Regions from separate parts of the Homo sapiens genome. Here region 1 is linked to region 2. A link is a loop called in an ENCODE intact Hi-C map of the cell type or tissue named here. Cell type or tissue: PC-9. All regions are shown on one strand. Links, peaks and the distances in the headings refer to the core of each region. The heading gives the core; the rest is flanking DNA.

Region 1 (5,387 bases), core at 56-5,055, 77 kb after region 2:
GGATGAAACTGGAAACCATCATGCTCAGCAAACTATCACAAGTGTTGGGGATTTTTGCCCAGCATCTTGGTGGTTTGCTCTTCTTGAGGTCCTGTAGTTTTATATATTATGGTGATTCAGAGTAGATTTAGCCCTAACAAATATTACTGTCAGTTGCCATTTTAGCTGTCGTATTGGCATCAAACATCCCAACTTAAATATAATTGAAGAGAAAATCTCAACATACCCTTCCAAAGATTTTTTTATCCCTCTTTTCTTTAAAATCTCCACAGAGAGAAATAAAATATCAAGGGGAGAAAAACTGCTGGAAGAATATTTGTTGATGATTTCAGGACAGGAAGAAAACTCCTTGGTCAGTGCTTCAAAGGAGCACATGGAACTATGCATTTATCCTTGAAAAAGGAGACAGCATGGTGGTAAAATAAGCCCAGGATTTAGTAAGTTATGTACATTTCGGAAATTTGTATTAAAAGATTTTGGAAATGTGACTACGTCAATACATGCGATGGAACCCTCAAATAACAATTATTACTGAGATTAATTTATAGCCATTAAAAAAAGAATTTAAAAAACAAGAAAAGAATCATGGTTATGAATATAGTTCTAGAGATATTTGAGAGAACTGGCACTTCTTGCATGCTATGCTGATCAGCTTGAAAGAATCACATAATTACAATATCCAATACAGGAAAAGGCATGGAGATGAATCTTAAGTGGTAAGAGAGTGAAGTGGTGCCTTTTGTTAATCTCTTCATAAAATGTTTCTTTTTCTTTTGTAAAAATGAAGCAGCAGTTCACAAAAATGGGAGCAATGCAAATAGCCATATCTTAGATGAACCTCCACTTTCCAGACGATAAAATATCCCATTGTTTTCTTTTCTCCCACTTCTTCTCAAATTAGAGAAAATTGTGAGTTGGGGCTTTGCCTTATTTAACAATGTATAAGACAAATAATTCTTTAATGATCTTGTTTCCAACATAAATACAGTGACTAACAAAGCATAGTGTAATTAAAAATAAGTAGGACATTTACTTGAAATAAATCATATTTTAATTGGTATTTTAATTGAAGGGATGTTAAATATAATGACAATATATTATTCCAGATTGTACTCTTTAGGCAAAATCCCATGCTACTCTTTGTTTGCTATTATTTGAGCCAATGACAGTGTTTTTATATTTGCCTTTAGTTGAAAATAACTGCCAGTATTTCATATTTAAAATGTAAGTAATGTAGTATCAGTGAACCAGTTTTGCCAAATTCTTTCCTGCAATTACCAGGAGGTACTTCTCTATGAGTTTCCTACATTTCTGCACATTCTGTAGTAGCTTTTGTTTCAGACGATTTTTCGGATGTTTGTATAGTGAAAGGCCTTGGAAGATAGAGATAGTAGCTCCCTTGGGGCAGAGGGCAGGTTTGTTTCCTGACCACTATAAGATAATGTCTCTCTCTAGGCAAAGGTTAGACTGCCCTCTTTACAAGTTTGGGATTTCTTAAACTCAGCTGTGCTCCAAACCTCCTGAGGCTGCAGCATCTACCCAGGCTGCTTCCCATCACTCCCAGGGAACTTGGAGAGAGGGCACCTGCAGCAAACACAATGATCATGCTGCCTGCTGTGCCTTGAGTAATACAAGCCTTTTGTCTCTGACCCAGGAGTTGCATGTTTTCTGCCTGCATCTAAGAAACTACAGCAGGCTAAGTTGTTAGCTTGCAAGCAGGATAAATATTTTTAACTTTTCAGAGTTCTTGGCAGAAACAAGAGACTTCTGCTGGAAAAGACAAGAAAAAAGAAAAAAAAGGAAAACATTGTCAGTTAACCAGAAAATGTCTCTTTATTAGGTATCCTCCAGCCTTGGGGGTGAGCAACTAAATGTATTCAAGGCGGGCAAAAGTTATAGGTTTGAGTATAATTGTGTTTTATTCCTGTTTCTTTTCCTGATATCTGCAGAACACACATCCTAATTCAGTCCTCTGAAGCTGTCAGAGCAGCTATCCATTACCACAAAAAGGGCTGTTTTTGAGAGATGAAACTCTTGACACCCCTAATGGATGGACACTACTTCCTACTTAGAAACGTGCTGGCCAAGATCAAAATGTCCATCCATTACATGCCAACTCTGCCAACCCGGCTCTGAAAATTAGCTTGGATGACATTAGTAGCTGAGATTGCAAGGCTGGGTGAGGAAGCTGAAAGGAAGCAAGGAAGGTGTGTAAGTGAACCAATAAACTGATAACCTTGTTTCTGCAGCTCTGGATAATATAAGTGCCTGAGATGCAGGATGCACATCTCCTCATATAGAAAAGGAGATTCCATAGACTACAAATCTTGGCTCACAGTGTTGTGTCTATTTATCAGGGCACTGGATGCCCACTGAGGCCATTTTCCAGATTTATGTGCCTCAAGGTCATGGAATCCTAACCATAAGAGTGATACCACTAATGAATTTCCTCCCACTGCCAGATTTTGCCCTTCCTACAAAAGCCATAAATTCCATAGAAGGCCAATGGAAATTCATGCAGAGAGGGACAGGGTGTTTCTCTTTGTAAACCTTGACCAAGTTACAGAAGCACGTTTCCCCTTTAGTACTGGATCTTATTCTAGAAGAAACAAAGCATCTCAGAGATTCCTCTTTGTGGTCCTACAAAAGCCAGGCAGCCTAAGCTGCAGCTCCCCTGTAACCGAAGCCAATAAATTAGTCCCAGGACTTGAAAGACTCTTGTTCTAAAACAAGCCAAGCAGGTATAACAGGACAGCATCTGGGGACTTTCCTTTTCTGCCCCAAGCCCAATTGGAAGCGTGGCTCAAGAGTTAAACACATCTCTGCAAAGGGATGCAACTCGCAATGCTTTAACAAGAAATGAGTGTATTTGACTGATGATTTCATAAGGAGGTAAGGAAGAAGAGCTACTCTGCCCAGCACTTAGTTAGAAATTCAATAGAATTTCTGTTCTCCCCAGGCCCAAGGCCCTCCCCTACCCACAGCCAGCCTTCTTCTTGCCACAATCCCTCAGCATGACTCACTCTTGTCCTGAATATTTGCTCTGTCCCTCAGCCTCCTTGTATATATGCCACCGGCACAATAGCTGCCTGGTTCAAAGCAGTAGAGTGACAAGGCACAGTTGTGACTAAGCAGGCAGGCTCTAGAGCCACTTTGCCTTGATGTTGTCACTAACAAGGAACAAAATCTCCTTGAATTTCAGCTTCCTTACCTAGCAAAGGCATATCAGAGTAGTGCCCGCTTCATGAGATGAAAGGTATCGATGCATGAAAATTGTTGGGCATGGACCCTGGCTCTCAGACAGCACTTGGTAGATGGGATCGTTTCTGGCTCAAACAGATAAGAGGGTGGCAAGAGGGTGAACTCAGTTTTCTCACCAAACAAACCAAAACTTTACTTTGCCATCACAACTGACTTTAACACCAAATTATGCCATCATGAGCAGGGATATATGACGTCCTTTTTCCCCCTCTAAATAGGAAGCAGTGGGGTACCTTTGAATGGTCTTCTCTTGGCCACAGTGTGTTTGTGCTGCAGTAAGAGTGAACCTGGGGTCTCAAGCTGGTTGAGAGAACGTGGTCACCTTGTGTCTTCAAGCGCAGCAGCATTTTCCCGCCACCCCTTCCCAGTATGACATACTTCAAGCACTCGGTAATTAAGAAACTGCTAATTACAGCATATGTCTCAGATGAAAGTTGCTGCATCTCACTAAGGGGATTTCAATTCCACCAGCATTTCCAACAATTTAGAGCTGGTAGATTCTGCAGACACCTTGGCTGGTTCTCCTGGATTCTTGATCTCAACATGCAAACCACATCGTCCCAGCTCTCTGGTAGAGGCAATGGATGGTTTCTAAATGTAAAAATTCAAAGGGATTAAAAAAAGATGTTTTATTTTTAAAAAATAAACACTTTGAAAAGTGATATTACATTTGTGTAATACCAAGTATTTAAATTTGTAGTCTACAAACATTTTTGATTGTACATTCCATTAATAAGAAAATTTCAAATGTCCATCCCCAATTCAAGGCTGTTTTTTAATTTATAAATTGTATGTTTTATTATACTAACATTCTATATTTTATAAAATACTCACAAATAAATTATAAAAAGATGAGATGGAAGATAAATCATTTTTGGTAAAAGCAAAGTTCGAATAAATATGCTTTCATTTTTTTTGAAGCTTGTGGTTTCATATTTTATGATAAAGCTATTCCAAGGTCTCAGTCTGAGTTATTTATTTCACTTCCTGTTTTAATGTCTGTAATGTGTGAAACAGTTCCAAACATAAAAAGGGCATTACTGATCACACTTAATGAAACTTAACTTTTGGTCTCTCTGACCAGTTATGGATAATTTTTGATGAAATACTTCTGTGCTTTCATTGGTGTTTTCTTCAATCCATAGTTTGTTTGGAGGAATTTTTTTTTTTTTAAACAGGGTCTCATTCTGTCACCCAGGCTGTAGTGCAGTGGTGCAATCTCGGCTCACTACAACCTCCGCCTCCTGGGTTCAAGTGATTCTCCTGGCTCAGCCTCCCATGTAGCTGGACTACAGGTGCACACGACCATGCCTGGCTAATTTTTGTATTTTTGGTAGAGGCAGGGTTTCACCATGTTGGCCAGGCTGGTCTCAAACTCCTGACCTCAAGTGATTCACCCGTCTTGACCTCCCAAAGTGCTGGGATTACAGGGGTGAGCCACCACGCCCGGCCTGTTTGCAGGAATATATCTAAGCCACTTGCTCATTTTATAAGGGTTAACCTGGCATTTTAATTCATAAACCCACTTAAACAGGCTCATGTTCAATAGATTTTGGTCTGTTTTATTCCCTCCAGGTTCTAAATTACCCAAGCAAATAGTAGGTACTCAATAAAGATTTGTTACATAAAAGTTTCAAAATGATTACTTTGAACTTCCATACTGAGAATATATTTCAATGGATTAGGAGAATAAATTCAAAGACAAGATACTAAGATACTGCAATTGTTTTAGCAAGAAATGATGGGATTTGCTATCCCATCTTCCAAAGATAGAGATGCTATCAAGGTATGGTTAGCATAAATAAAAATGGAAGAATTCAAGCCATGTTTTGGAAGAAGAGCCTACAGAATTGACTGATGCATTAATCAAAGATGTTCGTTGGATTACGGCTTGAGTTAACTGGTTTGTGGTGGCAGCATTTGCTGAGATTTGGACGAGTGGGAAGTAAGAGAAGAATTTATACTTATCACTAAGTTTCAGTGGTTGTATTTTTTAAAATTACCCTAAACCGTGATATTTCTCACCAAAATCTCTGCTACCAACCTAGTTAAAACTATCATTGTATTTCGCCTGATTTTTTGCTATAGCCTCCTAATTAGTCTGTCTTTATTCATTCTGGCCCCTG
Region 2 (5,387 bases), core at 155-5,154:
CGGAGGTTGCAGTGAGCCGAGATCACGCCACTGCACTCCAGTCTGGCGATAGAAGAACAGTTGTTGGTAAGGGGCCCAAGCTGTACTCAGCCTCAGGCAACTGCATCAGAGAATGCAGTAGAATTCTTGCCATGGCTAAGACATTGACACATTTAACAGCCAGACTCATTCTGGTGTTTATTTCCCTCAATTTACTCATCAGCAGAGGAGTGAGCCAAAAAATAAACCAGAATAAAATCAAATGATTCTAAAATGTGTAAGCAATAACGGAAACAAAGGTCTCCATATCCTGAATCCAATGCTGTCACAGCTCAGTGGAGCTGTAATTTTTGACTATTAATCATTCACAGAAATTCCAATAGAAAGTCTTCATGGGTGTGGTAAGTGCCATGTTTATCAGCTCCTGTTTACATCTCAACCCTGTCAAGCTGCGAAAAAACACTCAACCCATCGAAGCATCCATTTCAAGCCAGACTCAGTGTCAAATCCAAGACTATGCAATTAAATATAATTAGGAGGAGCTCAACTCCAAGCCATTCCTACAATTCTGATGTCAATTGATTCAAATGCCATTGTATTTGTCATTGTAATTACATGATGAAACTTGCTTCATATCTGTGACCAAAGCACGCACATGCACACACACACACCATATATACATTCTACATGCTTTTCCTAACTTTGCTAGGCAGCCTATACATTTTTTTCTCTCTCAAGGCACCTTTCAGTGAATACTCAGAGGAAACTACAATAATTACATACAGGCAACGCGATTAGGGTAGAAGGGTTTCTAATGATTACCTGTCTTCTGCAAGAGTTAGCTCTTGGTGAAAAGATGAACACGTTTTGCTATTTTTCTGTGGGCAATTTTTCAAAGTTATATGTGCAATTTATGCTATTTGAGTATTTTAATGCACCCACTGGAAACTTGAGCACCCAAAGTTGACTCCATGACCAGAAACAAAATAAATGTGAAGCCAGCAAGAATGGAAGTGCAATAAACAGGGCAAAATCAGCTGAAAATGTGGATTACTGAAGATATAATATTAGGAGATTTTTCTTCATTCAGTAGTGAAGGGGTTAGAATATGTCACCCCAAAATATGCCACATTGGCGTAAGGACTATTTCAAGCAGAAAGCAATTGAGAAACAACAGATGCAAGAAACAAGCACTCTACCCTCCCCCATTGGCCTAAAATCAGGGCATAGATTTCCCTTTGTGAAAATGTTGCCACTTCCTCTTTCTCCTACCAGAAAGGGCACAGCAAGTGTTTAATCACCAGAGGAAACTCTAGACTATCAGCCTCCAGGGGAGTCTGCATAACAAACCTTCCTAAAATAACCCAGTCTTCCATTATTTTCCTCATATGTTTACCTTTCCACAATTTATCACCACTAGAAACTCAAATTTATTTTCTTTGTCTTGTCATTTCTCCACAATTTTTTTGGCCCTTTTGTTAAACTGGTATATACACCTCCAGGTCTGCCTACTTCTTTGGGTTTTAATTTCTATGAGGCCCTTCATATGCATATGAAATAAATCCTTTTTCCTGTTAACGTGTCTTTTAATGTTTAATTTCTAGGGTCCCAGCCACAGAACCTATGAGGGTTTTTCCTTTGCCTCTGCAACAGATAGTTGTTGTTCTGATACATGCCAGAAACTCTTCTAGGCACAAGGCTTGCCAAGTGAGTTCTGTGTTCAACCTGATTTGGCTACTCACCACTTGAGGGAACTTAGGCAACTTACTGAAGGACTTTTTGACACAGTTTGTTCATCTCTAAATGGTCTCATCTTTAACTATGAATACTTTCCTTGTACGGTTTTTGTGAGAATTCTTCTCATTATTAACTTACATTTATTAGAAGCATATGCATTGGTCACTGTGCTGAGTGCTTTGGAAGCTTTTTTTTTTAATTTTCACAACAATCCCGTGAAACTGACACTGTAACTATTCCTCTTTCACAGATTAAGACTTAAGATGCAGAAAAGCAAAATAAACCTCCAAGACTCATGCAGCTAGTAGGTGACAGGGCTAGGCGTGCACTCCATACCCTAAGTTCCTCCTCCTCTTGTTCTACTGCCATTATTTTGCACAGTGTCCATGCTTAATAATTAATAGCCCTCATTATTAGTATTAGTATTCTCTAGACTTTAAATTGCTTCTGCCTACCTCACAGGGTTGTTGATTTAACAGAAAACCTCGCGTAAGTGCAATGGATCTTTCCTATTTTTAGTGGCGTCTGGGTTAATTAGACTCTTAGTCACTAGTCAGTGTATTTGAGTTTTTGGAAATGACTCATCAAAAACATTTCTAAGCAGGATATTTGCTTGCAGCATTTTCATCAGACTGCAATTCTCTGCCCTGATCCTTCAGCCTGGCAAATGCATTCCAAGAAAAGTATCATATTCCAGGCTCCCTGAAATGAACCCAGTTCTCAACCAAAAAGAGCCACTTGCCTTAATCCCCTTTTAAACACTGAAAATAATTCATAAATAATGTATCTTCATATGTATTGGCTCTGATAGAATCTGAAATAAGTTACATATTTTTAAAATTAAAAAATCCCGAGCAAGGTTTTTCTCAATTCTGACACAATTGATCATTCCCTGTTGCAGGAGGCTGTCCTGTGCATTGCAGGTTGTTTAGCAGCATCTCTGGCCTCTACCCACTGGAAGCCACAGGCACAGCCCCCACCCCAGTGGTGACAACCAAAAATGTCTTCAGACATTAATGAATGTCCCCCCAGGGGGCAAACTTGCTTGCAGTTGAGAACCATTGATCAAGGGCAACATTTTGAAATAATTATTTTTAAGGCTTTCTATGAGATTTGGTATCAACTCTGCCCTGATGTTTCTATGTATTCTTGGTGGGGGACAATGACAACGTAATTGTAGTGCCACACTTTTATTTTGGACCCAGTATCTGCATATATAAATGTTTATATAGAATTTGTACTATTAACATCCTATCATGTACTACTCTACTTGAGAGTTATCCATTGAACCAATTGATGCACAGTCTTTAATCATAATATTTACTGAAAGTTTATTATATGCCAAGTACTATGCAAAGGTGTTTTATGTACCTTGTCTTAATCAATTTTTTTTGTGGTTTGTTAAATATTTTATTCTATTACATATAAAGCTGTGATTCACATGGAAATTATTTTGATAAAGAAATTATCAGGATTGAACTGAATTTTTTTTATTATACTTTAAGTTTTAGGGTACATGTGCACAATGTGCAGGTTTGTTACATATGTATACATGTGCCATGTTGGTGTGCTGCACCCAGTAACTCGTCATTTAGCATTAGGTATATCTCCAAATGCTATCACTCCCCCCTCCCCCGACCCCACAACAGGCCCCGGTGTGTGATGTTCCCCTTCCTGTGTCCATGTGTTCTCATTGTTTAATTCCCACCTATGAGTGAGAACATGTGGTGTTTGGTTTTTTGTCCTTGCGATAGTTTGCTGAGAATGACGGTTTCCAGCTTCATCCATGTCCCTACAAAGGACATGAACTAACCTGTTGTGGAGTGAAGATCATTGTCTCCCCATCTCTACAACGGAGCCAAAGTAGAGATAAGGAGAGGGAGGCTTAAATAGACTCAGTTAATTGCACAAAGCCTCACCAGTGGTAAAGGGCAAAGGCAGAGCTTAACCCTCAAGGCTTTCTAACCTCAAGGTTAGAGTATTAGCTACTAAGTATTAACTACAGTATTAACTACTAAGTTATATGGTACTTAGGGCATAACTTAGCCATGACATGTGACTCCAAAGATAAATAAGTGTTCATGGTTGAAGCAGCCTCTTTGAAAAACACCTACTTATTCCTTAAACAAGTAGTTAACAAATACTTAATTGTGTGGCAACAGTTATCCTAGATGCTGGAAGTACCAAGGTGGGCAGTGCAGAGAGGAACTCACACCATACAAAATCTTCCTGGTACAGAATCTGACTCACTATCCACTACATTGTCTACCTTGTGCCTGAACTTTTCTCAGTTTGGCAAAGGTCCGGTTATTCCCATAAGGACAAAGACATAACTATATCTCTCTTTAAAGGCTCTGAAAAGTCCTGCAATTAAGATAGTAGTTCGATGTTGGTTTCTCAATCTGCAAATGTGGATATTATCGTTTGGTATGAGTGTGCAAGAGGCTGAAGAAAATCTTAAAACACAAGCTTTGAGTAACCGGTTTGACTACGCTCCACAAGGTTTTTTCTTTCTGCTCAATTTCCAACTTCCACTTTGCATGCAACCATCACTGCACTTCTAAATGTTGATGGATGTACAGAACATTCTTTGCCAGAGACCCACTTGGGCACAGAAGTCTGGAGCAAACTAGAATATTTTATACACACACACAAAAATAAGACCTCATTCTTTCACAGGCAAAACTCCTCTGACGTCAATAGTAGGCTGGGAACAAAGGATGAAACAATAGATAGCAAATTTCAAGTAATTACCTAGCCAATGGCATAGAACGTGATTGACTGAGTCCTTGTGCTTGGCATGCAGATGATTAAATGAGTTTTAATTTGCACATCCAGTGGCAAGACTGCCAACGAATAAGAAATAGAAAAAAAGGAAGAGAGAGAAAGGAGAGCGAAGAAGGCAGGGAAGGAGGAAGGGAGTAGGATAGAAAGCGGGAGAGAGAGAGACAGAGAGAGAGAGAGAGAGAGAGAAGGAGCTCTCTATGCAAGTTCCCTGGAAATGTGGTTAACAGATTGCTAGCATACAAAACAAATAAAAATAAAAATAAAAATAAAAATAAAAATAAAAAATAAAGGTCAGCTAGATGGTTTTAAAAAGCTTTGTCAACAGATTCAAACCTGTTCAGGGACTCTGGGGTGGTAAAAGGGGGAAAATGATGCCCTCGCTATATCTGCAGAAAATGTGTGTTTGCATATTTACTGCTACAGGAATTTGAATTTCTTTTTATGCTATTTCCTAACATTTACAGATGGAGCAGAAGTGTGAGCAGTGGGGAGGCAATTTGTTTCTTCCTCAAAGGCTGCAACTCAATTCAGAGAAACAAATCCAGCTTTCAAGAGCAATTAGATTAAATTCACAATGGCTGCTCTGGGCAAGTTTGATTGTCTGCTGTGATCATTTCTTGTGCCATTTTGCAAGTAGATTGTGAAAAACAGCGATGTCATCACTTCTTCATAATGTTGTCTGAATAACCCTACCCCCACGATAATGTACTCATTGGTCAAATAAGTTAAAAAATTCTGCTTACTCTATTTGCTTCTGGAAAGTCACAATGTATGCTTGTATGTTAAAGGCTCTGAAAAGTCCTGCAGTCAAGACAGTAGTTTGACATTGGTCAATCAAGATTTGTCTAATCCCGTATGAACGCAAATGTTTTTCTGATAACCCA

Evidence for each region. Peaks named below come from ENCODE experiments on the same cell type or tissue, not always from the same donor. Only the 100,000 strongest peaks of a DNase experiment are listed, where the experiment ranks them.
Region 1: a loop joins it to region 2, with 6 times the contacts of the local background. A loop is called at or near these places in 3 of 110 quality-filtered maps.

Annotation. Positions count from the first base shown.
Region 1 is chr20:54,265,278-54,270,664 of GRCh38, reverse strand. No RefSeq gene overlaps it. Among named protein-coding and RNA genes, the nearest start is that of PFDN4, 60 kb to the right of the region's middle. In PC-9, for the core only: no CTCF peak of the experiment used is centred there; DNase peaks (open chromatin) are centred at 1,444, 2,754 and 3,064; H3K4me3 peaks cover 1,746 bases; H3K27ac peaks cover 4,029 bases.
Region 2 is chr20:54,342,335-54,347,721 of GRCh38, reverse strand. No RefSeq gene overlaps it. Among named protein-coding and RNA genes, the nearest start is that of DOK5, 130 kb to the left of the region's middle. In PC-9, for the core only: no CTCF peak of the experiment used is centred there; a DNase peak (open chromatin) is centred at 2,301; H3K4me3 peaks cover 651 bases; H3K27ac peaks cover 2,095 bases.